Linked DNA regions of Homo sapiens: region 1 is linked to region 2. The links are chromatin loops, found by intact Hi-C in ENCODE. Cell type or tissue: tibial artery. All regions are shown on one strand. Each heading gives the region's core, and the rest is flanking DNA. Links, peaks and the distances in the headings are about the cores only.

The links. Peaks named below come from ENCODE experiments on the same cell type or tissue, not always from the same donor. Only the 100,000 strongest peaks of a DNase experiment are listed, where the experiment ranks them.
Region 1: it touches region 2 in a loop (2.1-fold over the local background); 5 of 110 quality-filtered maps call a loop at or near these places.

The regions. Positions count from the first base shown.
Region 1 is chr16:25,089,541-25,101,678 of GRCh38, forward strand. It overlaps LCMT1-AS1 (LCMT1 antisense RNA 1), which reads right to left. Exons shown (of 3, transcript NR_120306.1): 3 at 11,024-11,145. It also overlaps the pseudogene LOC100421173. Among named protein-coding and RNA genes, the nearest start is that of LCMT1-AS1, 16 kb to the right of the region's middle. In tibial artery, for the core only: no CTCF peak of the experiment used is centred there; no DNase peak of the experiment used is centred there.
Region 2 is chr16:24,911,809-24,923,946 of GRCh38, forward strand. ARHGAP17 (Rho GTPase activating protein 17) reads right to left here. Exons shown (of 20, transcript NM_001006634.3): 20 at 7,581-8,452. The coding sequence ends at 8,322. Among named protein-coding and RNA genes, the nearest start is that of SLC5A11, 72 kb to the left of the region's middle. In tibial artery, for the core only: no CTCF peak of the experiment used is centred there; a DNase peak (open chromatin) is centred at 3,950.

The DNA of each region.
Region 1 (12,138 bases), core at 1,737-9,736, 180 kb after region 2:
ACTGATGGCTGCTCGGGAGGCGCGCAGCGTCTGAAGACAGGTTGTGCAGGCTCCCTTCCAAACTAGGTCAGCACGTTTGGACTTTGACAAACTCATCCCCATAAAAACAGGTTGTAAATGATCATTAAGTTCTCAGTCCAACTTACAAGGACTCATTTAGCTCACAGATTATCTAAGAGACAGCCCTGGCAGGGGCCTATTGAGTTTTCCGAGCCACTCAGAAAATTAGTGAAAAAAGATCTAGGAGGTAACGGTGGTTCTTAACCAGAGCTACATACGATGATCATGGGGCCTCTGAAAATAATACAGGTGATGCCACTTACATGAAATGGCCAGAAAACGGGACTCGATAGAGACAGAATCTATAGAGGTAGAAAGTAGATGAGTGGCTGGCCATGAAGCTGGAGGGTTAGGAACAGGGATTAACTTTAGAAGGGGCAAGAGGGCTCTTATTTGAGGTGATGAAAATGTTCCACAATTGGATAGTGATGCTGGTTACATAACTCTGTAAATTTACTAAGAATCATTTTGTATACTTAAAATGGGATAATGCCCTGATTCTAGGGCGGCCCAGAAGGAGCTCGGAAGTGCACGATTTAAATTGGCTTTACTCTCTTGCCCTCAGGCAGAATAAACTCAGTGATAAGAAACAGAGTGATAAGAAATGACTCTGGAGGCTAGGCGCAGTGGCTAACGCCTTTAATCCTGAAACTTCGGGAGGCTGAGGCAGGCTTCCTGAGTCTGGAGCTGCAGACCCTAGGCAACATAGTGAAACTCTATCTCTACTAAAAATACAAAAATTAGCCAGGCGTGGTGGCACGTGCCTGTAATCCCAGCTACTCAGGAGGCTGAGGCAGGAGAATCGCTAGAACCCGGGAGGCGGAGGTTGCAGTGAGCCGAGTTCGCACCACTGCACTCCAGCCTGGGTGACAGAGCAAGACTCCGTCTCAAAAAAAAAAAAAAAAAAAAAAAGAAAGAAAAAGAAAAAGAGAAAGAAATGGCTCTGGAGTCAAATCAGACTCTGAATCCCTGGCCTAGATGCTCACAGGTACGCTTTACTAAGCAACGTTTCCTCCACTGTGAAATGGGAATACTCATAACCATAAAATAATAATAATAATAATGATACCACCACCATAGTGGTTGTTTAGGAACACCATGTTATGTACTTCATTTAATGTGTTTGGTGGCACCTAGTGAGGGTTCATGGAGTGTTAGCTATTCTGAGAATTACAACAAATAATAACAACCTTCAGATAAATCCCAAGTCTTATCTAAGAATGACCTTTCCAAACTTATCAAGCTGTTGTAGCTTCTCTCTGGAAAAAGTGGCTGTTGAGCCCAGACCACACAAAGACAAAAAGCTAGTCAGACTTAGAGCAGGAGTAGCGCAGGACGTTCAATGAAAACACAGGATTGGTTGTGATAACACCGTGTGGGATGGCACCAAAGAGAATCACAGGCAAACGATAAACAGAAACTCAGGGACAGAATATGTGGAGAGTTAGTGAACCCTGCATCAGAAGCTAACGTCTTAAGCTGCTGGGCTTCCCACCACTGCTAATGAGGCTACAGAAACACCTGCACCAGCAGATCTCAGCTGAACATTCATAGATGAGCAAAAGCAAGTCCCCAGGTATAAACCACATATCCTAGGATGGACTTCATCCAAGGTATTGAGGATCTCAGATCTTGGTTAATGTGGCCATTATTTATGGAGCTCACGCTAAATGTCAAGAAACGGGAAGGAATAAAAAGGAGGGACAAATGACACACAGTCCCCACCTTTGGGAGCTCATGGGAAAGACAGAGATGTCAACAGTCATCCTTGAGGAGAGCTCTATGGGGGCACAGATAGAAGAGCAATGAGCTGTGTGGCCAGGAAAGCAGGGAAACAGTCCAAGTGGACCTCAGATAAGTCAGGACAACTAAAGAGCATGGGGAGAAGGGTTTGGGGAGGAGTGTGTACTCAGTAGGGGATAGAACAGGAGGTGGCTGCAAAGAAAGGCTTTGCCTGCCATGGAACTAGGGAGCAACAGAGAACCACTGATGGTTTTTCTTTTTTCTTTTTGAGACGGAGGCTTGCTCTGTGTGCTAGGCTGGAGTGCAGTGGCGCGATCTTGGCTAACTGCAACCTCCACCTCCTGGGTCCAAGCAATTCTCCTGCCTCAGCCTCTCGAGTAGCTGGGATTACAGGTGCCCACCATCACGCCCAGCTAATTTTTTTTGTATTTTTAGTAGAGACGGAGTTTCATCATGTTGGCCAGGTTGGTCTCGAACTCCTGACCTCAGGTCATCTGCCCGCCTCTGCCTCCCAAAGTGCTGGGATTACAGGCGTGAGCCACCGCGCCTGGCCTGATAGTTTTTCAATACTCGAATGGCATCAGGCCTCCAGCCACTCCCACACCACCTGCCTACCCTCTAGCTGATTGCAGTGTATGAAAATCGGCCTTGTGTTTGGCACCAACTTGGTGCCTTGCAATCTACTAGGACCTTTATATACTGTGGCTGATGGATCCATTCATTAATGAAGCAATTGCTTGGGAGTTAAAACTCACTACCCTGCTGAGATCTGAAACACATGTGGAAAAAAGCCAGGTATAGGGATTGTACACGTAGGATACTCTGTGTGGTGACCTTCAATAACATGTAAAACTCAACCATGGAAACAGAGACAAGAACAAGGCTTGCTGGGGCAGAAGGGTGAAGGTGAATCTCAAAGGGGACAAGGAACTTTTTGGATGATGGAAATGTTCACTATCTTCCTTAGGGTAGTGCTTATGTGCAGGTGTAGACGTTTGCCAAAACCCACTGATTTGTACTCTTAAGATGGGTGTGTGGCACAGTGTAAATTTTTACCTCCATTTAACAAAGTAACTGTGGCATGAAAATCACAAGATGCAGAACACATATGGAGTGTACGGTGCCACTTAGAAAAAATGAAAGGCAATGTTTTTCTTAACATGTACGCTCACACTCACACTCAGGGAAAAGCATCTGGGGTTTCTGAGCAGCTGTCCTGGTGGCTGGGTGGCAGGTGCTGCATGTGGCACAGAGGAAAGTCACTAATGCAGAGGGAGAGGGCGCCAACCCTGAGGGTGGGAAGGTGTGGGGATGAGCAGAGGCCCATGAGCACCAGTCTGGCCCTAGTGACGCCCCAGGCCAGGCCTGTGCATTGCCAGGCAGCATCCTACCCTTTGTGACCCTCTGAGTAGGCGCTGCCTAGCAACGCCTCATTGTGAATGTCTGTTTTAAAGACAGGGCCTCCGCCGGGCGCGGTGGCTCATGCCTGTAATCCCAGTACTTTGGGAGGCCAAGGTGAGTGGATCACGAGGTTGGGAGTTCAAGACCAGCCTGGCCAACACAGTGAAACCCCGTCTCTACTAAAACTACAAAAATTAGCCGGGCATGGTGGCACATGCCTGTAGTTCCAGCTACTGGGGGGGTGAGGCAGGAGAATCGCTTGAACCCGGGAGGCAGAGGTTGCAGTGAGCCGCGATTGCACTACTGTACTCCAGCTTGGGCAACAGAGAGTGAGACTTTGTCTCAGTTAAAAAAAAAAAAAAATTTAAAAAAAAGACAGGGCCTCCCTGACTTGCCCAGACTGGACGCGAATCCCAGTGCACTGGATGCTTTTCACGAAGGACAGCAGATCAGTTCTAAGATCCACCAATGTCTTCCTGGTTTGGGGGCCCTGGCTCTGGCTTAGGCCGTTCCATGGCGCGAGTGGGCAACAATGTGACTTCCTTCATCAACCACATCTCAAATGTGCTGATACAGGGAACAGATAAGGGGGAAGAGTTCCCTAACTGTGAAATCAAGGACACTGAAGCATGTGTGGTCTTCATAGAACCACTGAATGAGACATTTCAACATAGTCAAACCGCACCTATGGCCAAGCCTAGAGCAGATCCAATTATGGAACTAGAAACTGAGGTATCTCAACTGAAAGGAAACAACAATAGTTTTGAGGCAGAAATAAAATATCAAAAGATAACTGAAGAGCAGTTGCACAGTAAGATGCAACTACTTTGGTCTTTACAAGACCAGAAACAGGAAATGGATGATTTTAAATGCCAGCAAGAGCAAATGAATATCACACACACCCAGCGCTTTTCAGCCAAAGATGAAGAAATTAAGAACTTGCAAAATGCAAAACAACAAATCAAAACCCACCTGTGTGGAAAACGAGACTACATTCAAACAGACCACGATGTTTTTCAAACAACAGAAGCTGAGTGTCTTCATACAGAAGATGGAACTGAAAAGCCTGATTCATGTAAACTGGAAACTGAAAGATTAGTGAAAGGAACAAAAGAACAAGAACTGGAGATTAAAGTTCTACATGACAAGAATATGACTTTAACTAAATGGATGGATGAGCCGTCCATCAGTGAGGTGGGCAAACTCACTCACATCATCCAGCAGGAAGATGTGGAGGTGCCGGGCCTTCAGGCTAGAACGGCTTCAGCCTCTGACACCAAGGGTGTTGCTCACTTTCAGCAGCAACTGCAAGCACCTGCTTTGGAAACAGAAGAACTATCAGCTGTTTGGAAAGAGGTAGCTAGGGAAAACAGCTATCTAGAAAGAGAGTATCACCATGGAATGGATGTAACTGCTGACAACGAAGGAGGCCTGTGTGAGCTACAAGAGGAAAATAAAAAATCACCCACTAGTAGTGGTCAGGAAAGGTTTATAGACAATGTTCTGAAGTCATCACATCTCAATCAAGAAAAAGATATTGAAACAGATGCATTAAGTCAGAAATGTCAGCCTTTAGCGACAATTCTGCAAACATCCAGCACTGGTCATAACATTGTAACTGTTACTAACAATCAGTATGAGGGGCTTCCACAAGAACTCGATATCTTAAAACAGCCAGTTAAGAAAGTGGAGGTGTGGAAAGAGAAGCTGGTGACCACAGTGCAAAATATGCAGCAGGGAGCAGCCCAATCCCAAGAGGAACTTTGTCAACTTCAGGCAAAGCTTTTAATTGACAGTGATGACGATTCTCAGTGTCAGATGAACCACAGAGATCTGATCCAAAAATATGAAGGGAGTGAAACTCAACTCAAAAACCTGGGGCAGGAGTTAGCACACACGCAGCACAGCATCAGGCAGCTCTGTGACGGCAAAGACAGTCTCTTCCCACAGCTGGATATTTTACCCCAGCTCCCCAGAGAAGCACTTTCTTCACACACCGCAGAATCTCTTCATGCAAGTGAGTCTGCTCTATCAAGTGAGTCTTCTAAATTGCTCCAGCAAGAGATCGAGAAGCTGAGAAAATCACTGCAGGAAAAAGATGCGACCATTAGATCCCTCCAAGGAGACAATCAAAGACTGTCTGATTCCATTGCTGCCATCGCAGAACGAGAAAGAAAAGAACACGAGCAAATGCATTCAGAAATTCAGCAGCTGAAGGAGAAACAAAATGCCTTAGATAGGTTACTTCAGGGAAAAAACCTTTTCATCAGAACCAAAAATAGTCTAATACATTCGTTGAGAGAAAATCTCACTAAAAAAACGAATAAAAATGAACTTTTGAGGCAGGCAGTGAGAAATCTGAAGAAGAGAATATCAGTTTTAGAAATGGATACAGGTGAACTAAAACAGGACAATGAAAAAATCACAGAAACATCCAGGGAAAAGAAAATAGAATATCAGGAGCAACAAATCAAAGAACTTGAAAACCAAAATGTGGTCCTACAGGAAAGGCTGGATAGTTTCCAAAGGAAATGCATACAGTTAGCCAGCAGCACAGAAGCAAAAGTCGACAAACTCCTAATGAGAAACCTCTTCATTAGTTATCTCCACACACCAAAACACAAACAGCATGAAGTGTTACAGGCAATGGGAAGCATCCTGGGTATCACAAGGGAGGAAATGGAGCCACTGTTTCAGGAAGAGCATGGCACTGCTACCAGGTGGATGACTGGGTGGCTTGAAGGAGGATCAAAAAGTGTCCCTAAAACACCACTGGGGCTGAATCAGCAACCTGCCCTTAATGGTTCTTTTTCAGAACTTTTTGTTAAATTTCTTAAAACAGAATCTCTTTCATCTACTCTTCCAACAAGTCTTCCTCCTCACAATTCTCCAGGAAAGATCAAACTCGCTAAAAATGTACAACAAAGTTTAGGAAACACCCCAGCATCCATACCCAGAGGAGCAGATGCCAATCCCTGCCCCTCTGCTCTCTCTTAGGAGCCTGGCTGGACTTGGACCTGGTGGGTCGGGGCATCATCTGTCAAATGCTGCTGCAGAGGCTTTGCCCGCATCTGCACCTCCGCTGATGTCACCTGGCCAGAGTGCAGGAGCTGGGCTGATAGGCTGTCAAGGCAACAGATGATTCTCAGAGACTATGAAAGATCAAGCCATGCTGTGTATCTACTTTATCACTAATGGCCTTTTGGAAACAGTCATTTCATTTTCAGTCATACTTTCTTTAAATTTAATAGAACTATTGCAAGGAAAATTTTTAAGAGTCTCTGAAGGACTGGCCGGGTGTGGTGGCTTATGCCTGTAATCCCAGCACTTTGGGAGACCGAGACGGGTGGATCCCCTGAGGTCAGGAATTCAAATCCCGTCTGGCCAACATGGTGAAATCCCGTCTCTACTAAAAATACAAAAATTAGCTGGGTATGGTGGTGTATGCCTGTAATTCCAGCTACTCGGGAGGCCGAGGCAGGAGAATTGCTTGAACCTGGGAGGCAGAGGTTGCAGTGACCTGAGATCGCGCCACTGCACTCCAGCCTGGGCGACAGAGAGAGACTCCATCTCAAAAGAAAAAAAAAAGAGTCTCTCTGAAGAACTGTAAAGGTATTCACACAAGTTCACACTATGGTTGCTTCTTGTGAGGCTGGGTGTTGGCCAGACTGAGGTTGTGTTTGAGGGATAGTTGAAGTAGTTTTATAATGCTTTCAGTGTTTTATAAGGAGCAGGTACTTTTGTATGCCTTCGGTAATTAAAATATTCATGTGTGTTAAGGATCAAATATTGTAAAATACACGAGTGTATAGTTGGTATATAAGAAAAACAGATGAACAGCAGAAAAGCATAAGTTGCATAAAAATTAAAAAATTTAAAGTTCAGCATGAAGTGACTCACACCTATAATTCCAGCACTTTGGGAGGCTGAGGGGGATGGATAGCTTGAGCTCAGGATTTCAAGAACAACCTGCACAACATGAAGAAACCCTGTTTCCAAAAAAAAAAAAAAAAATAGAAAAATTAGCTAGGTGTGCTGGTGGGCACCTGTAGTCCCAGTTACTCAGGAGGCTGAGGTGGGAAGGTCAAATGAGGCTGGGAGGTCTGGGTTGCCATGAGCCGTGATCACAACACTGCAATCCAGCCTGGGCAACACGGTGACAGCCTGTCTCAAGAAACAAAGAAAAAAAAAGTAGAAGTTCTGTTTTTTGGCTATGTCCTACTCTTTTCCATTTCCCAGAAAACTATTATTAATCTGTATTTTTTCCAGATCTTTTAAAAATATGTGCATGTCTGTATTAATGATAGTATATTATTCTCTGATATGCTTTCTAAAAAAAAATCACTACACCTTGAAGATCTCTTAAAATGTGAATGACTCCATTTTATTCCTTTTAAAAGTAGAATTTCTTCCTATAGATATCCTCCAATTCATTTCAACAGCTCCTATTCATCAGCGTGTAAGCAGTTTGTGCCCCAAATGCTATCAAATGTCCGTGGTCAGCTCCCTTGAGATCAATTTCCTTAAGGGCCCCTCCAAATCTTTATCACTTTCCTCAGGCATGATCATGCCTTCTACCCTCTTGCAGACATTAAAGACCAGCAGTCAAGACCCCCATACCCCCTGCCTATATCCCACCGTCCTCTCTTCATTCATCTCTACTCCTTCCCTTTTGCTCAGAGGAAAAGGGATCCAGCTTTGCAGTTGAAGGCTAACAGTCCCCTGGGCATTACCCATTCAGACTTCTTCAAAGACCTCATTCTACTGATCTCCCATTCTGCTTTGTCTTTCATCTCTCTCTATCCCTAAGCACACAAGTATGTCCATTTTTCCTGGCACATCGCATTCTCCTTTCTGCTCCTCCAGCAACCAACCACTTTATCTGTCTACCTTTCACAGCCAAGCCTCTGAAAGATCACCATCTCGTTGTTCATTGACTTGTTTTTGAAAGCTCTACAAAATCTTGTCTCACTCATGCCCCAGCTATTTTCTGTTAAATCCAATGCATACTCTGTTTACTTAACCTTTCCGTAGTGCCTGATAAATATGAAACACCACATCTTCATTCTTTACATTTTCTCTGCATTCTTCATTTTTAATGATACCACTCTCCCTCCTAATGTTAGAACCTTTTTTCTTAGTCTCTTTGTGGCTTCTTGTTCTGACACTTCTTTTTTTGGAGATGGAGTTTTGCTCTTACTGACCACACTGGTGGGCAGTGGCGCAATCTTGGCTCACTGCAACCTCTGCCTCCCGGGTTCAAGCGATTCTCCTGCCTCAACCTCCTGGGTAGCTGGGACTACAGGCGCCCACCACCACGCCCGGCTAATTTTTTGTATTTTTAATAGAGATGGGGTTTCACCACGTTGGCCAGGCTGGTCTCGAACTCCTGACCTCCTGACCTCAGGTGATCCGCCTGCCTTGGCCTCCCGAAGTGTTGGGATTACAGGTGTGAGCCACCGCGCCCGGCCGTTCTGACACTTCTTAAATGTGAATATTCTCCAAGATACCATCATCAGCTAACAGGATCTTCTTACTCTGCTTGCAGTCTCAGGACAAACTTATCCACTCCCATGATTCAACTTTCACTGGTATGCCAATGACTTCTGAATGTCTATGTCTAACCTCATCCTTCTCCTGATTCCACACTGGTTTATCTAATTGTTTGCTGGATACTTCTATCAGGATGTCCATGGGCTTCTCAAAATCAACATGTCTAAAAAGAAACTCAATATATTCCATTATATCCTTATCACCCAAGGATAAGCCCTCAGAATCATGATTGATCTTTCTCTCTCTCATCCACTGCATATCCAATGAACCAACAGATATTTTCTAATTCTTTCCTTTTTTCTCCTGTTCCCATGGCAGTGGTCCATTCCTTCCTGTCCCCTCTACCAACTGGTACAGCTGACTCCCTGCTGATCTTGCTGGTTCCACCACTGGCCCCATCTTGAGTCCGTTCACATTGCTGTGAGGGTCCACTTCCTAGGATGAAAATCTGATAATGTTACTTCCCTGCTTAAAATTATATGAAGTTCCCACTGCCTGGAGTCCAACTTTAACAGGATATTTGAGGCCTTGCCTTTTTATCCTTGCTCTTTACTAAGGACCTACAGACTGGTCTCCCCTCAGCCACATCTGACAGTTTCTTTCTTTCTTTTTTTTTTTTTTTTTCTCATTTTTTTGAGACAGATTCTCTATCACCCAACCTGGAGTGCAGTGGCATGATCTTGGCTCACTGCAACCTCCACCTCCTGGGTTTAAGCGATTCTCATGCCTTAGCTTTTCAAGTAGCTGAGACTACAGGCATATGCCACTATGCCTGACTAATTTTTGTATTTTTAGTAGAGACAAGGTTTCACCATGTTGCCCAGACTGGTCTTGAACTCCTGGCCTCAAGTGAACTGCCCACCTCAGCCTCCCAAAGTGCTGGGGGATTACAGGCGTGCCACCATGCCAGGCCTGAAAATTTACTGACAGGTTCTTAATAGACATTTGTTGACTGGAATTGGTAATTGAATAATTCAATTCATAACTAAACAATTCCATAACAATTAAATAAACAAATGACACATACAGAAAACACATATAAAGAAATACAAATATAAGGACACATTCATTTCCACCTTAATGAAAAAAATTTAAATAGCTAGCAAATTTTTAAAACATACGTAAGCAACTAAGGTGGTGGCAAAAGGCGATACTCATCACGTCGTGTATAATGACATGCATTATAGTGCAGCATCGCTTTCTGGAGAATAAATTAAATGATAGCATTATCATCTTAGGAAATTTGGAATTACTGTCAAAAATAAATATTAATTTCCTCTAAATGTAGGAATTCTAAACTCTACAGAATTCATTGGAAAAAAATAATTTAGGATAGAACAGATATAATCGTAACAATGGTGACTACCACATCAGACAGAAGTGACAGCTAGATGACAAAAGGGATAAATCCAGCTCAAACCAGCAAAGCCAGCTGGATGACAATTATGAGTGCAGGTGAGAAACAATGAGCACCTGATGAAGGTAACAGGAAGGACAGCCACAGAGAAGGAGAGACCGAGTCAAAAGATAACCAAGGAGGTAGCACGGCCAGATCACAGTAATAGCCAGGGTATAGAAGACAGAGGAGAGGCTGGGTGCAGTGGCTCATGCCTATAATCCCAGCTCTTTGGGAGGCCAAGGCGGGCGGATCATGAGGTCAACAGATCTAAACCATCCTGGCCAACACGGTGAAACCCTGTCTCTACTAAAAATACAAAAATTAGCTGGGTGTGGTGGCGTGCGCCTGTAATCCCAGCTACTTGGGAGGCTGAGGCAGGAGAATTGCTTGAACCCAGGAGGTGGAGGTTGCAGTGAGCCGAGATCGCACCACTGCACTCCACCCTGGCGACAGAGCAAGACTCTGTCTTAAAAAAAAAAAAAAAAAAGAGGAGAAACAGGGGGACTGCCAAGTGTATGGTGAGTAACATGAGGGCATTCAATACCCTAGGGCAGGGGTCAGAATACTTCTTATTAAGGGCCAGAGAGTAAATACTATAGGACCTGTGAGTTGTATGGATCACTATTCCAACTAGGCAACCCTGTTGCTGTAGTGTGTGGCTGTGTTCCAATAAACCTTTTGTATAAAACATGCAATGGGCTGGATTTACCCTGCAGGCCAAAGTTTGGTGCCTTATGGACTAGGGGACAGGGGGAAATGAAGCCAATTTGAGGATGAAGTTCATGGGTTCAATTTCATTTTATTTTGAATTTTTTTTATAATAAAATGAAAGAATGGAGATGAAATCTCCCTCTGTTGCTCAGGCTGGTTTTGAACTCCTGGGCTCAAGCGATTGCCCCGCCTATGAGTTCAAGTTTAGCAGGTCATGTCAGCAGAGACATTCAAGACGGAGATGGCAGCATCACTCTAGGGATGAAGAGATGCCAGCACTGGAAGCATAAAACAGAGTCATCAATCATGAGGTGACAGTTATGGAGCTGAGATGACCCAGGGAAAAGATCTCAAAAGAGAGGACACGAAGGACATCTTTCTGTCCCAATATAAGGACAGATACCTAATGTTACTTCGGATCACTATGGCCCTGGAAAGGTAGAAAGATTACAATCTAACCTTTTTTTTTTTTTTTTTTGAGATGGAGTCTTGCTCTGTCACCCAGGCTGGAGTGCAGTGGTGCAGTGGCGCGATCTTGGCTCACTGCACGCTCCGCCTCCTGGGTTCATGCCATTCTCCTGCCTCAGCCTCCCCAGCAGCTGGGACTACAGGCGCCTGCCACCATGCCTGGCTAATTTTTTTTTTTTTTGTATTTTTTTTAGTAGAGATGGGGTTTCACTGTGTTAGCCAGGATGGTCTCGATCTCCTGACCTCGTGATCTGCCCGCCTTGGCCTCCCAAAGTGCTGGGATTGCAGGCGTGAGCCACCACGCTCAGCTACAATCTAACCTTTTTAAACTCCTACTTTTACTATATCTATATCTCTATCTATCTATCTATCTGTCTATCTATCTATCTATCTATCTACCTATCTATCTATCTATAGAGAGAGGTGGGGTCTCGCTATATTGACCAGGCTAGTCTCAAACTCCTGGCCTCAAGTGATCCTCCCATCTTGGCCTCCCAGCATGCTAGGATTACAGGCATGAGCCACAGTGCCTGGCCACTAAACTACTTTTAAGGAGGGCTCCCATTTTTAAAGTGGGGCTTTCATTCCCTTTTCCAAGATAAAAAAATTTAAAGTTTCAAATTTGTAGATAAGAAGGAAACTTCCCACTGGCCAGAAAATGAGGCAGGTCTAAAATAAAGTGACTAGCAAGTTGTCTAGGTTTTGTTTGTTTTTTTGTTTTTTTGGACGGAGTTTCGCTCTTGTTGCCCAGGCTGGAGTGCAATGGCGCGATCTCGGCTCACTGCAACCTCCGCCTCCTGGGT
Region 2 (12,138 bases), core at 887-8,886:
TCACAAGTTTCTAGGACTACAGGCACACACTACCATGCCTGGCTAATTTTTCCTTTTTTCAAAGAGATGTGGTCTATGTTGCCCAGGCTGGTCCTGAACTCCTGGCCTCAAGTGATCCCCCCACCTCAGCCTCCCAAAGTACTAGGATTACAGGCATGAGCCACGATGCCCAGCCTCTTTTCTTCTTGAAAATAATGAAGGTTAGAAGATGGAAAGAGGAGAGACATGTAAAAGCTTCCTTTTGCAAAAGACTAGTTATTCATTCTTCTTATCCATTGTGCAACATCAATACCCAAATTCAAAGGGATAAAGAAGCAAAGGGACTTACAAGACCTCCCAGGCTGACAGCAGCCACATCTCCGGGGTTGGATATTTAGCATCTGAACTTGCCCAGCTCACCTTCACAGTGCAAAGAATGGGACCTGCATTCTATCTCTTGCCTTCCACTGTGGCTGGCTTTGGGTGAAGGTCCCCGAGTTTTCTCACTGTGATACTTTCTCCTAGATATTTCTTGGAAATAGACCCCAGTTGGTACTCTGAAATCTTGTGCTGTAAGAAAATCAGGGAATTGTGTGCACTTCTCAAGTTCTGGCTTAGACTCTTGTTTTTGAGACAGGGTCTCTCTCACTCTGTCACCCAGGCTGGAATGTAGTGGCACCCTGAGATCTCACTGCAGTCTTGACTTCCTGGGCTCATGTGATCCTCCCACCTCAGCCTCCTGAGTAGCTGGGACTACAGACATGCACCACCATGCCTGGCTAATTTTTAAAATTTCTTCGCAGAGACATGGGGGGCGGGTCTCTCCTATGTTGCCTGAGCTGGTTTTAACCTCCTGGGCTCAAGCAATCCTCCTGCCTTGGCCTCCCAAAGTGCTGGGATTACAGGTGTGAGCCACGCACCCAGCCTTAGACTGTGTTTCTTTGCTTAATTCCCCATGATGATGCTTCCCTAAAAAGAAGCAGCCAGGTGGATGTGCATCTCAATGAACCTCCCCACCAAAAGCCAGTAAGGCTTTGACCTGCAGAGCAGCGGCCTCCTGTTCTGGGTAGAGCCAGCCTCCTCAGCTTCCCAGCTTTGGGCCCACTGGAGTCTGACGGAATGACCCATCAGGGCTGCGTTTGCCACGTGCAGAGCTAAGAGCAGGACAGGGCCAACGGAGTGAGCCCTGAGACCATCTCTGGAGTAGCTCAGGGCCATGAACCATCCAGGCCTGGGATAAGGTGGGGTGGACTAGAACCCCTTCCTGGCCTGACAGAGCTGGAAAGCAGAGGAGTCTCTCGAGGGACCCCAATTTTCAGACCAGAGGAAAGTAAACAGGACCCCCTGGGGCTGAGGAGCTGCCCACCCACTTAATCCTCCAGTGATGATGTCTTTCTGGTTCCTACTTGATGCCAACAGCTAGGACTGGCCTGGTGCACAGGCAAATAATGTATTGGTCCAGCCTCAGCTCTGCTCATAGGCCCAGCTCTCTACAGGAATCCAAATAGCAGTAGTAGGTTGGACAAAGGGCACCCCCAGCCCTCCTGGGAAGGGGTATGGGCGGGGAACTGGCTGCTAACATGGCTCCAGGCAGGAGCGTGGAATGGTTCTGGAGCAAGTGGGCTCAAGGAGAAGTCTTCACCGGGGAGGTTGAGCTTCTGCCTCCAAGGCCCAAAGAAGGGGAGTGGGCGGCATGGGAGGCTTCCACTACAGTCCTGAGCTCCCCGTCCAAGCCTGCCCCTCACACCAAGACCCCTGTTGCCTCTGGCTGGGGTCAACAGTGTGTTTCAGCAGGGACGCACTGAGCTGTCACTATGATAGCTCAGGCCACCCCCATCTCTGCCCGGACTCCTGACTGCCTTCTCACATCCAGTCTTCCCATTCTCCAGCCACTGGCAGGGTGAGCAACTCGGATCAAGCCAATCCTCTGCTTGGAATCCTTCAGAGACCTTCCCACTCAGGATGAACTCTGCAATCCTTTGCCTTCCTTTTTTTTTTTTTTTTTTTTTTTTTTTTTGAGACAGGCTCTCACTCTGTTGCCCAGGCTGGAACACAGGGTGCGATCATGGCTCAATGCATTCTCAAACTCCCAGGCTCAGGTGATCCTCCCACCTCAGCCTCCTGGGTAGCTGGGACTACAAGTACGCACCACCATGCCTGGCAATTTTTGTTGGTTGTTGTTGTATTTTGTGGAGAAGGCATTTTGCCATATTGCCCAGGCTGGTCTCCAACTCCTGGGCTCATGTGATCCACCTGCCTTGGCCTCCCAAAGTGCTGGGATTACAGGTGTGAGCCCCCATATCTGGCCTTTTTTTTTTTTTTTTTTTTTTTTTTTTTTTTTACAGACAGGGTCTTGCACTTTGTCACCCAGGCTGGAGTGCATTGGCATGATCATGACTTACTGGACCCTCGAACTCCTGCCTCAACCTCTTGAGTAGCTGGAACTACAGACATTTGGCCACCATACCTGGCTAATTTTAATTTTTTTATGTAGATGGGGTCTTACTATGTTGCCCTGGCTGGTCTCAAACTGCCGGCTTCAAGCAATTCACCCACCTCAACCTCTCAAAGTGCTGAGATTACAGGTGTGAGCTGCTGTGCCCAGCCAGCTGAGAGATTTTAAATGTTCTCGCCACAAAAAATAAATGATAATGGAGGTGATGGATATATTAATTAGCTAGATTTAACCATTCTGCAATGTATACATATACAAAAACATGTCGTATACCATAACTTTTATCAATTTAAAAAACCAGTGCAGTGCAAATACAATTTACAGATGTGCACAGAAACTGAATTCAGGCCAGGTGCAGTGGCTCACATCTGTAATCCCAGCACTTCAGTGGGCTGAGGTGAGTGGATCACCTGAGGTCAGGAGTTCAAGACCAGCCTGGCCAACAGATCAAAACCTCATCTCTACTAAAAATAAAAAAATTAGCCTGGCATGGTGGTGGGTGCCTGTAGTCCCAGCTACTTGGGAGGCTGAGGCAGGAGAATGGCTTGAACCTGGGAGGCAGGGGTAGCAGTAAGCCGAGATCATGTCACTGCACTCCAGCCTGGGTGACAGAGCAAGATTCCATCTTAAACAAATAGAATGACAACCAAAAACCCCAAATTCAAATACAAGTAGAAAGAGTGAAAACAGAACCCTGAGGATTTTTTTAGGTTGGGGTTCTTCCTTGTATCAAATATCCCCCTCCCCACATGTCATTTGTGATGATGTTTCGTGTGTGAAGGATAGACCCTAAGGTGACCCTCAATCATCCCTACTTCCTGGGAAGTGGATCCTTCCCCAGCCCAGCCTCCAGATGAGATCCCAGCCCTGGCTGCTGCCTTGACTGCAGCAGATGAAGATCCTGGACAGAGGACCCAGAGAAGCTGTGCCTGGACTCCTGACCCACAGGAGCTGTGAGAAAATGAACATGTGTTGTTGTAAGCTGCTAAGTATGTGATCATCTGTCATGCTGCACTGGATAACTGACATGAGGGGCATGGTGTGTGAACGCATGTGTGGATGTAAAGGAGGGGTTGGCTGGAGAGGGTGTGGGAGGAGGACAGTTGCCTGCAGAGCTGTGTGGGGTCTACACAGCCATGTACCTCCTTTGGAGGGTATCGAGTACAAGTAATTTGGTTGCCAGTAAGAGAAACAAACCCAAAGAGGAACGTTTGTGCCAAAAACAAGCACTTTATTGTGAGCATACAAAGGCAAGAAATGCAGAATGGCTTCAGGCACACAAACCGGGAGCTGGGAGGGTTTTAAAAACCAAGCCCTGCACTCTCTCCCTCTTATCTTTTGTCCCTGCCTCTCCGCACATCTGCTGACTTCTCCCTCTGCAGGCAGGTTTTCTCTACTCCACAGAATCCACGGTGGTGGCAGGGCACCCACAGCTCCGTGCCGGGAGACAGGGGTCCTGCCTGCTGGGGAAGAGACTCAGGGCCCATGCCTGTGCGAACCCATGCGGGACAGGGTGGGGATGGCCATGTGTGCAGCCTGCTGTGGGCAGGAGGGAAACTAAGGGGGTCCTTGACTTGCTCCCCTCCCTTAGCTGGCAGCTCAAGTGGTCTTGGTCACTTCTTGTCTTTTGGCTGCACCAGAGCCTGTGGCTTCCCCGCACCAGCACATCTCCTCCTCTCTAGCTCCACCGATGAGATAGGAGGAAAGTGCAAGCCCTTGACTGAGAAGCATCCCTATGAGTGAGGTGCTTGCTGCCCAGTCTGATGCAAAACCCTGAGACCGTGGGTCCCAGAGGCCAGAGGCACTGGAATATGGTGAGGAAATCGTGGGAGGAGACCTCAGGGAGAAACCAGGAGGGTTTGTCTTAAGACCTTCAAATAGGAGCACTTGTGGGACTCACTGGGCTTGGGAGACACTGAGAACTGCAGCCCCAACAGAGGAGCGGGAGTCACTCCACGGAGCTCCCAGAGAACCAGGGCCATCACAATGGTCCAGGGATGGGGTCACTCCAATGGCATCTGAATTTTTTTTTTTTTTTTGAGACAGAGTCTCGTGTCACCCAGGCTGGAGTTCAGTAGATGATCTTGGCTCATTGCAACCTCTGCCTTCCAGGTTCAAGCAATTCTCTTGCCTCAGACTCCTGAGTAGCTGGAACTACAGGCGCGTGTCACCACACAAGCCTTTTTTTTTTTTTTTTTTTTTTTTTTTTTTTTTTTAGTAGAGACAGGGTTTCACCATGTTGGCCAGGCTGGTCTCAAACTCCTGACCTCAAGTGATCCACCCACGTCAGTCTCCCAAAGTCCTGGGATTACAGGCACGAACCGCTGCGCCTGGCTAATTTTGTGTGTGTGTGTACACACACACACACACACACACACACACACACATATAATTTTTTTTTTTAGAAGAGATGGGGTTTTGCCATGTTGGGCAGGCTGGCTTCAAACTCCTGACCCCGTGATCCGCCCACCTCGACCTCCCAAAGTGCTGGGATTACAGGCATGAGCCACTGCGCCTGGCTAATTTTTTTTGTGTGTATGTGTATATATATATATATATATATACACATACACGCGCACACACACACACACACACACACACACACACACACATATATATAATTTTTTTTTAAGAAGAGATGGGTTTTGCCATGTTGGCCAGGCTGGTCTCAAACTCCTGACCCCGTGATCCACCCACCTCGACCTCCCAAAGTGCTGGGATTATGGGCATGAGCCACCACACCCAGCGCATCTGAACTCTTGGAATGACCACAGGGTGGAACTCGGCAAAACCAAGGCAGCCAGGGCTCTACTCTGAGCCTCTGCAGTCTCCACAGTGCTGGGTGCAGGACAAGCTCCTTCCAGAATGCTAGGTGAGTGCTAAACCACAGGGGGTAGTGAGAGGAACCGGTGCCTGACCAAGGAGGTTTGGTGCAGGTGGGGGAGCAGGGACACGAAGTCTGAGCGCAAGGGCCTAGAACATTCTATAAGAAACTACTGTGTAGAGAAGGGAAGGAAACAATCTGAAGGGCAGATGGCCAGTGCCCTTCTGGACAGCCAGAAATGGCCACTATGGGTTCAGATTCTCTGCCTCTCTGACGGTGGGCAGGCTGGAAATGGTGTGCCTAACGTACAGTGCCAACACAGTACAACGCCTCCAGCAGAAGGAATCCCGGGCCACAGAACGGGAAAGAGGATCCAGGTGCCTCTCCTGGCCCTGCCGGTGGGATGCTCAGCCATGTATCCCACCCTAGACAGTTCTGGGTTTTTTTTGTTTTTGTTTTTTTTGAGACAGAGTCTCACTTTGTTGCCCAGGCTGGAGTGCACTGGCTTGATCTGGGCTCACTGTAGTCTCTGTCACCCAGGTTCAAGTGATTATCCTGTCTCAGCCTCCTAAGTAGCTGGGATTACTGGCACCCACCACGATGCCAAGTTAATTTTTTGTATCTTTAGTAGACATGGGGTCTCACCATGTTGACCAGGCTGGTCTTGAACTCCTGACATCAAGTGATCTGCCCGCCTCGGCCTCCCAAAGTGTGGTCTTTACCTTTGACACATACACAGAGTCAAATGACTTTCATTGTTTTGAAGTTTGCAGCTGTCAGGGTAGGAAGATTGCTGCAAACAATAGGAGAGTAAAAACTGAATGAGGCTCTTAAAATAATGAGGTATGGTTTGCTGTATTTCAGAATCAGCAATGATGAACACATGCTATATGCTGGGCAGGATGTCAGCATGGATGTTTCTCATCCCCAGGTGCCAACAGCATCTCCTTGACAAGCGCCCAAGTCCCTGCTTCCTCTGGAGGACAAGCTCAGGCATCACGATGGGAGCATCTCCGAGGCTCCATGGAGACACCTGACCGTGGACAGCCAGGCGCCTGGAGAAGGTGCTCAACATGGAGCATCAGCCTACACAGAGGATTCTTTCTCTGCAGGGTTTGTTCTGTGGCTAAAGGAGGGTATAGAAAATTAACAATACACAGGTGGCACAGGGGAAGAGTGAGCCTTAAGCCAATGAAAATTCAAGATATGGGAGCAAATGGGCTTACAGGAGCATATTTTGAAGGTAATTAATAAGTATAGGGAGTACTTTGAGGGCATAGGAAACTGAGTAAAGATGAAAATGTGGGCTGGGCATGGTGGCTCACGCCTGTAATCCCAGCACTTTCGGAGGCTGAAGTGGGAGGATTGCGTGAGGCCAGAATTGTAAGACCAGCCTGGGCAACACAGCAAGATCCCTGTCTCTAGAAAAAAAAATATTTAAAAATTAGTTGGGTGTATTGCCATGCACCTGTAGTCTCAGCTACTTGGGAGGCTGAGTTGGGAGGATCATTTGAGCCTAGGAGTTTGGAGGCTGCAGTGAGTTATGATTGTGCCACTGCACTCCAGCCTGGGCCACAGAGTGAGATCTGTTTCAAAAAAACAACAAAAGGAAACTGTGGTTCCCCTTTTTAAATCAGGCTTAAGTCAGTTCGTAGTGGAAAGAGGCCCAGTGTCTTCTAGGCAGTGACTTAGACACTGACACACCTAGCAAACTCGATCAATAGAAGGCTCAGGGCAGCCAACTCTGGCAGCGTGTCCCACTCTGTTCCCAAGAGAAAACGGCCTTATCTGGGCCAAGGGGTCGTGCTATCGTCAGACCAGCTGTCCAGAGCCTCAGTCTCGCTTTGCTCCAATTCCCCATCGGCTCTTCCCTAGTATTTCAATCCTGGGAGAGACGGGATAATTTTCACGCCTTGGATAGGGCATGAAAGCACCAGCCATTGGAAAAAGGGCTCTCTATGGCAATTCACAACTGCTGACGAATGCACCAACCCGGTGGGGCTGAACTCCTGTGAGCTGCCCCCGGGAGTCTGAGTATCTCTAGATGGAAAGAAAGGGATGCCAGCACTGGGAGGACCAAGGGTGCAGCCTTGACCAGAACCTGCACTGAGGATGGCCAGGCTAGGAGGTCTTTGGGGCACCTGGCGGCCTTTTTCACTGTTGCGACCTTGCTCTCTGTTTCTTCAAACTCCTACAGCTACAATTAGACCCTCTCCCCCAAGATGTCCCAGCCACAATTCTATCTGGTTGAGTGGCAACACACACACACTCATGCACACACACACACACACACTCCACAATTTACCTCCAAGAATTATGAAGTTTTCATATAAACCACAGAATATATTTAATTCAAATTAAACATGAAACTAGAATAATGTTCGGTCCTTATCAAGTAGCAATTACATTGTTTAAAAAAAAAAAAAAGAACAGTACATTTCTGTCTACATTCCGACAATCCAACGAGGCGGCATGGGTCACATCCAGTTTGATGAGGTGACAGAGCCAGCAGTCACCATCCATGGGCATGGTTCTGAGGGGACTGGGGAGACACAGACCATACATGATACAAAATGATTCTGCAGCAAGTCTGAAGGAGCGCAGCCTCCCTCCTAATACATAAGAATGAACGTCCAGGTAGCAGAGAGTAGGCGACTTGCATAATGAGCGCATTTTATTAAATAGATAGTTAACGCACTGCTTCTTACTCATTCCAAGTTGCTGTAGGTGCTGCCCGCATTAACAGCAGGGACAAAAGCTTCCTATGCGCGTTTCAGCAGGAATACTCTCTCCACTCCAGGTACTTCTTTGTTTTGGATTTTTTTGGCATGATTTCCTTCCCATGTAAAGAAAGCCAACTTCTTCAAGACACAGGTCATTCAGCTTTAGTGGTGGCCTCCAGGTTCTCCTTGGGCCGTGCAGAAGGCCAGGTCCCGCACAGTGAGGCCCTCCTTTGTCCTCCACTGAAAGCTTTTCACTGTTCGGTCTGCAAAGAAAGAGGTTCGCCTGCCCCTGCTCCACTCGCCAGGGTGGAAGTGGTGGAGGGCTGGGAAAGGGCTTTCTTCACAGGGCAGTGCTCTCGGTATCATTGTCTATATCCAGCAGGATGCGGCCAGGCACGTCTTTGCTGGCTGAGTCTGAGTGCATTTCAGGAAAGATGCTGCGATGCGGTTCTGAAACCCTGGAATTGGAGTCTGGACAAAAACACGAGGAGACATGGTATCAATGAGGGGTAACCCCCGAGAGGCCACCTGAGGGTGCTCTGAGAAGAAGAGAGGCTGGGAAGTTTCAGGGTCAGCCCATGCACACAGGGTCCCTTGCGAGAGGCCTCATCAGCTCTTAGAAGCCAAGTGAAGCCTTTGTGACCCCAGAGGGCAGCTGAGTAGCACAGCCTTGCCTCTGGGCTCCGACGTTGCTTGCTATGAGCCCGGAGCAGCCCTTGGAGATGCAGCTTTTAAAGGATTTGCTTGCTTTGATGGAGGAAAGGAAGCCTCATTCTTCCCAAGACCTCTAATGCATGAGATGAACCCTCCTGATGGCCCCTGGGCTGCCCTGGGAAGAGGTCTCTCCTCCAGACTGCTGGGTTTTCCTCCTGTTACTAACACTAGGACCTCACCCTCAGCACCAGCAACATTTGGGCCTGAATTATTTGTTGTGGTTGTCCTGTGCATTGTAGGTGTCACCCAACAGATGCCAGTGACATGCAGCCTCCTCCCCCAGTGTGACAACCGAAAGTGTCTCCTGTACATCACAGATCACTGGGGAAGTTTAAACTAAAATGTCTCCAGATGCTGCCGAGTGTCCCCTGGGGAATCACAATCACTGCTGACTGACATCACTGAGGCAGACCAAGTCTCCTGCAAACACTAACATCCCCTTGTCTGTCTAATACACCTCGAATGCCATTTTCATGTCTTATTATGTTGGCTGAAATTCCTTCAGCAAGATGGCAAACATATGGTCCTCATGCTGTTGTCCCCCTCTCCTATGCTCTTCCCAGAGGCCAGTGGGTCTCAGATTCATTTATGCATGAACAAATATTTACTGAGCACCTCCCAGGTGCCAGGCACCATTCTACCTGCTGAGGACGCAGCACTGAACAAGACAGGCACAGCCTCAATGAAGCCCACGGTCAAGTGGGCAGACCAAGGGGATCCTAATTAAGACAAAAGGGCTGGCTTCTCTCGTAGATGTGGGTTCTGGCAAATTATGAGAGCCTCATTAGGTATTTTAGGGCTGGTGTAAGAGAGAAGAGAGATGTTTTGTAGTTTTGCTTTGCTGCGTTAGAGGTAGCCATGGCAGGCAGCAGTGAGGGAGTGGGAGGAGGAGGTGGTTTGTGGGGGCGTTTCACAGTTAGGCTTGAGAGCTGCTTTCCCCTACTTGCTGTGGTGCAAAATGACATCCTGTCTGTCCTTGACGGGAGCTAGTTTTGACTATATTTCTGTTCGACCTGCTCCCGTCTACGCAGGCACAGCTTGAAAACGCTGGTGCACTTTGGGGAAGCTCACTGCTTGGAGACTTGTTCCAGCTCCTACCCCTTCCACCTTCCTGTCCCTACAGTTCTGAGCTGTGAGATCTATTTACTCCCTGGGACACCCTTTTTCTCACAGTTACTCCTGGGTTGTCCCTCAAGGTTTCCTATGCACCACAACTCAGAGAAATTTCTAGATTTATGGAGGTGCCAAAGTGTCAAAGAGTTCAGGTGCTGAATGTCATTTCAGACAATTCAGGTCTTGTGATAACTATAAAACCAATGACACTGTGCAGAACTGCACCAGCCTATGGTGCAGCCAAAGGTGGTCTGTATGCACAGAATAGGGGCTGTCTTGGATTTGTCCTAAGCAGAACAGAAGTCAACGAAGGCAGGGACTGTGTCTGTCTTGTTCACAGTGTATCCTCAGTACCTAAAACAGTGACCGGCAAATAGCAGATGTTCAAGAAATTTTGTAGCTGCACACTTGGATGGTTGGATGGATGCATGAAGAGTCATCTAGAGCAACCATCTTTCCAATCCTCCATTCTTACATCCTCAGGCAAAGAAGTAGCTGTGACTTGAAGACGACGTATAAGAAAATCACTGCAAATGCAATCCTTTCCCCATTATCTTGGCCCCCAAAAACAGAAGGGGCTACCAGCCCGTGTCTCTTCTCAGCCCAGAGTTTACCAGAAACTATGGAACCGACATGACTTGGCGGGGAATGCATGATGCAAAGGCACTGTGTATACGGATGAGATTTCTACTTGTTAATATCTGTATTCACATGCAAGCTAACGCCTATCAGCCACCAAGCCCCTCCACAGCTGCTCTCTTTTTCTTATACATCACATATACATAATTTTTAGATTTGTGCCTCTCTGAATTTTTCTATTTATGATCCACACACATTATTAATTCAAGGGGAAAAAATGTGTTTTGGGGCATAAAGGAAATCCCTTACTCTGCCGCCCACCTGCCCCATCTGGTTTCCCCAGCCCCTCTCTATTCCTACATGAATCAGTCCCTGAAAGAAACAATGACTTTGTTTACACACAAAAAGTAGAAAGAATTACGGCAACCTGTACAGAACCAGTTTTCAGAAAGAGACTTCATCACAGTAGCTAACATTAAAAAAAAAAATTTTTTTTTTGAGATGGGGTCTTGCTCTTTTGCCCAGGCTGGAGTGCAGTCGTGCAATCTCAGCTCACTGCAGCCTCCACCTCCTGGGCTCAACTGATCCTCCCACCTCAGCCTCCCGAGTAGCTAGGACTACAAGCATACGCCACCATGCCTGGCTAATTTTTTTTATTTTTGGTAGAGACAAGGTTTCACCATGTTGACTGGGCTGGTCTTGAACTCCTGGCCTCAAGCAATCCTCCCACCTCGGCTCCCCAAAGTGCTGGGATTACCAGCATGAGCCACCACACCCAGCCTCAGTAGCTGACATTACTATAGAGCACTTACTTACACCAGAGACTGTACTATACACCCACACTTTATTACATCGTCTCACTGAACCCCCACTAACTAATCCTAAGGCAGCAGAAATAAGAAAGGGAGACTCAGAGGCTCTATTCCTTGCCCAAGGTGACACAGCCAGTGTGGACCAAAGAGGATCAAAGCCAGATTGGTTGCACTCTGGCTCTTCGCATTACATTTTCCCTCCTCCCCAGAGGAGTCTGTAAATCCCTGGGTGAGGGCCTTCAAAGACATTATCCAAGATCATTGTTTCAGTCTTACAAACACTCTGGTTTGTTGTAAAAAGGAGAAAATGGTTATTTCAGAAAGACACCTGTAAGAACCTGGTTTGTCTGAAACACCTCTAAATCTTTCTGGCTATGAACTCGTATATTAACTGCACTCCAAGAAGGGCTGGTTTCTGAGCATATGCTTGGAGCTAAGTTCATACAAAAGATATTGTATTTAAAAAAACAAAATAGGCTGGGCGTGGTGGGATGATGGTGTGAGCCCAGAAGTTCGAGACCAGCCCAGGCAACATGAGACTCCGTCTCTATAAGAAAAACACAAAAATTAGCCGGGTGTGGTGGTGCATGCCTCTAGTTCCACCTTCCAGCTACTTGGGAGATTCGCTTGAGCCCAGGAGGTCAAGGCTGCAGTGGACTGGAATCACACCGCTGCACTCTAGCCTGGGCAACAGAGCAAGACCCTGTCTCTCTTTTTTTTAAAAAAAAAAAAAAAAAAAAAGAGAGAAACAGAGGATGACCTCCAGTAACCAGCCTCAGCCCAAAGGCAGAACTTGATACAGTTCATCTCAGATTTGGGGCTCTGACAAATGTAACCCAGGTTCCTTCCTGCACTGAGTATCTCATCCAGGAAACAGAAGTGGGTATTTAAGAGCTAGAAGTGGAATGTTATCACTGAGGGTAAGGTTCTAGAAGATTT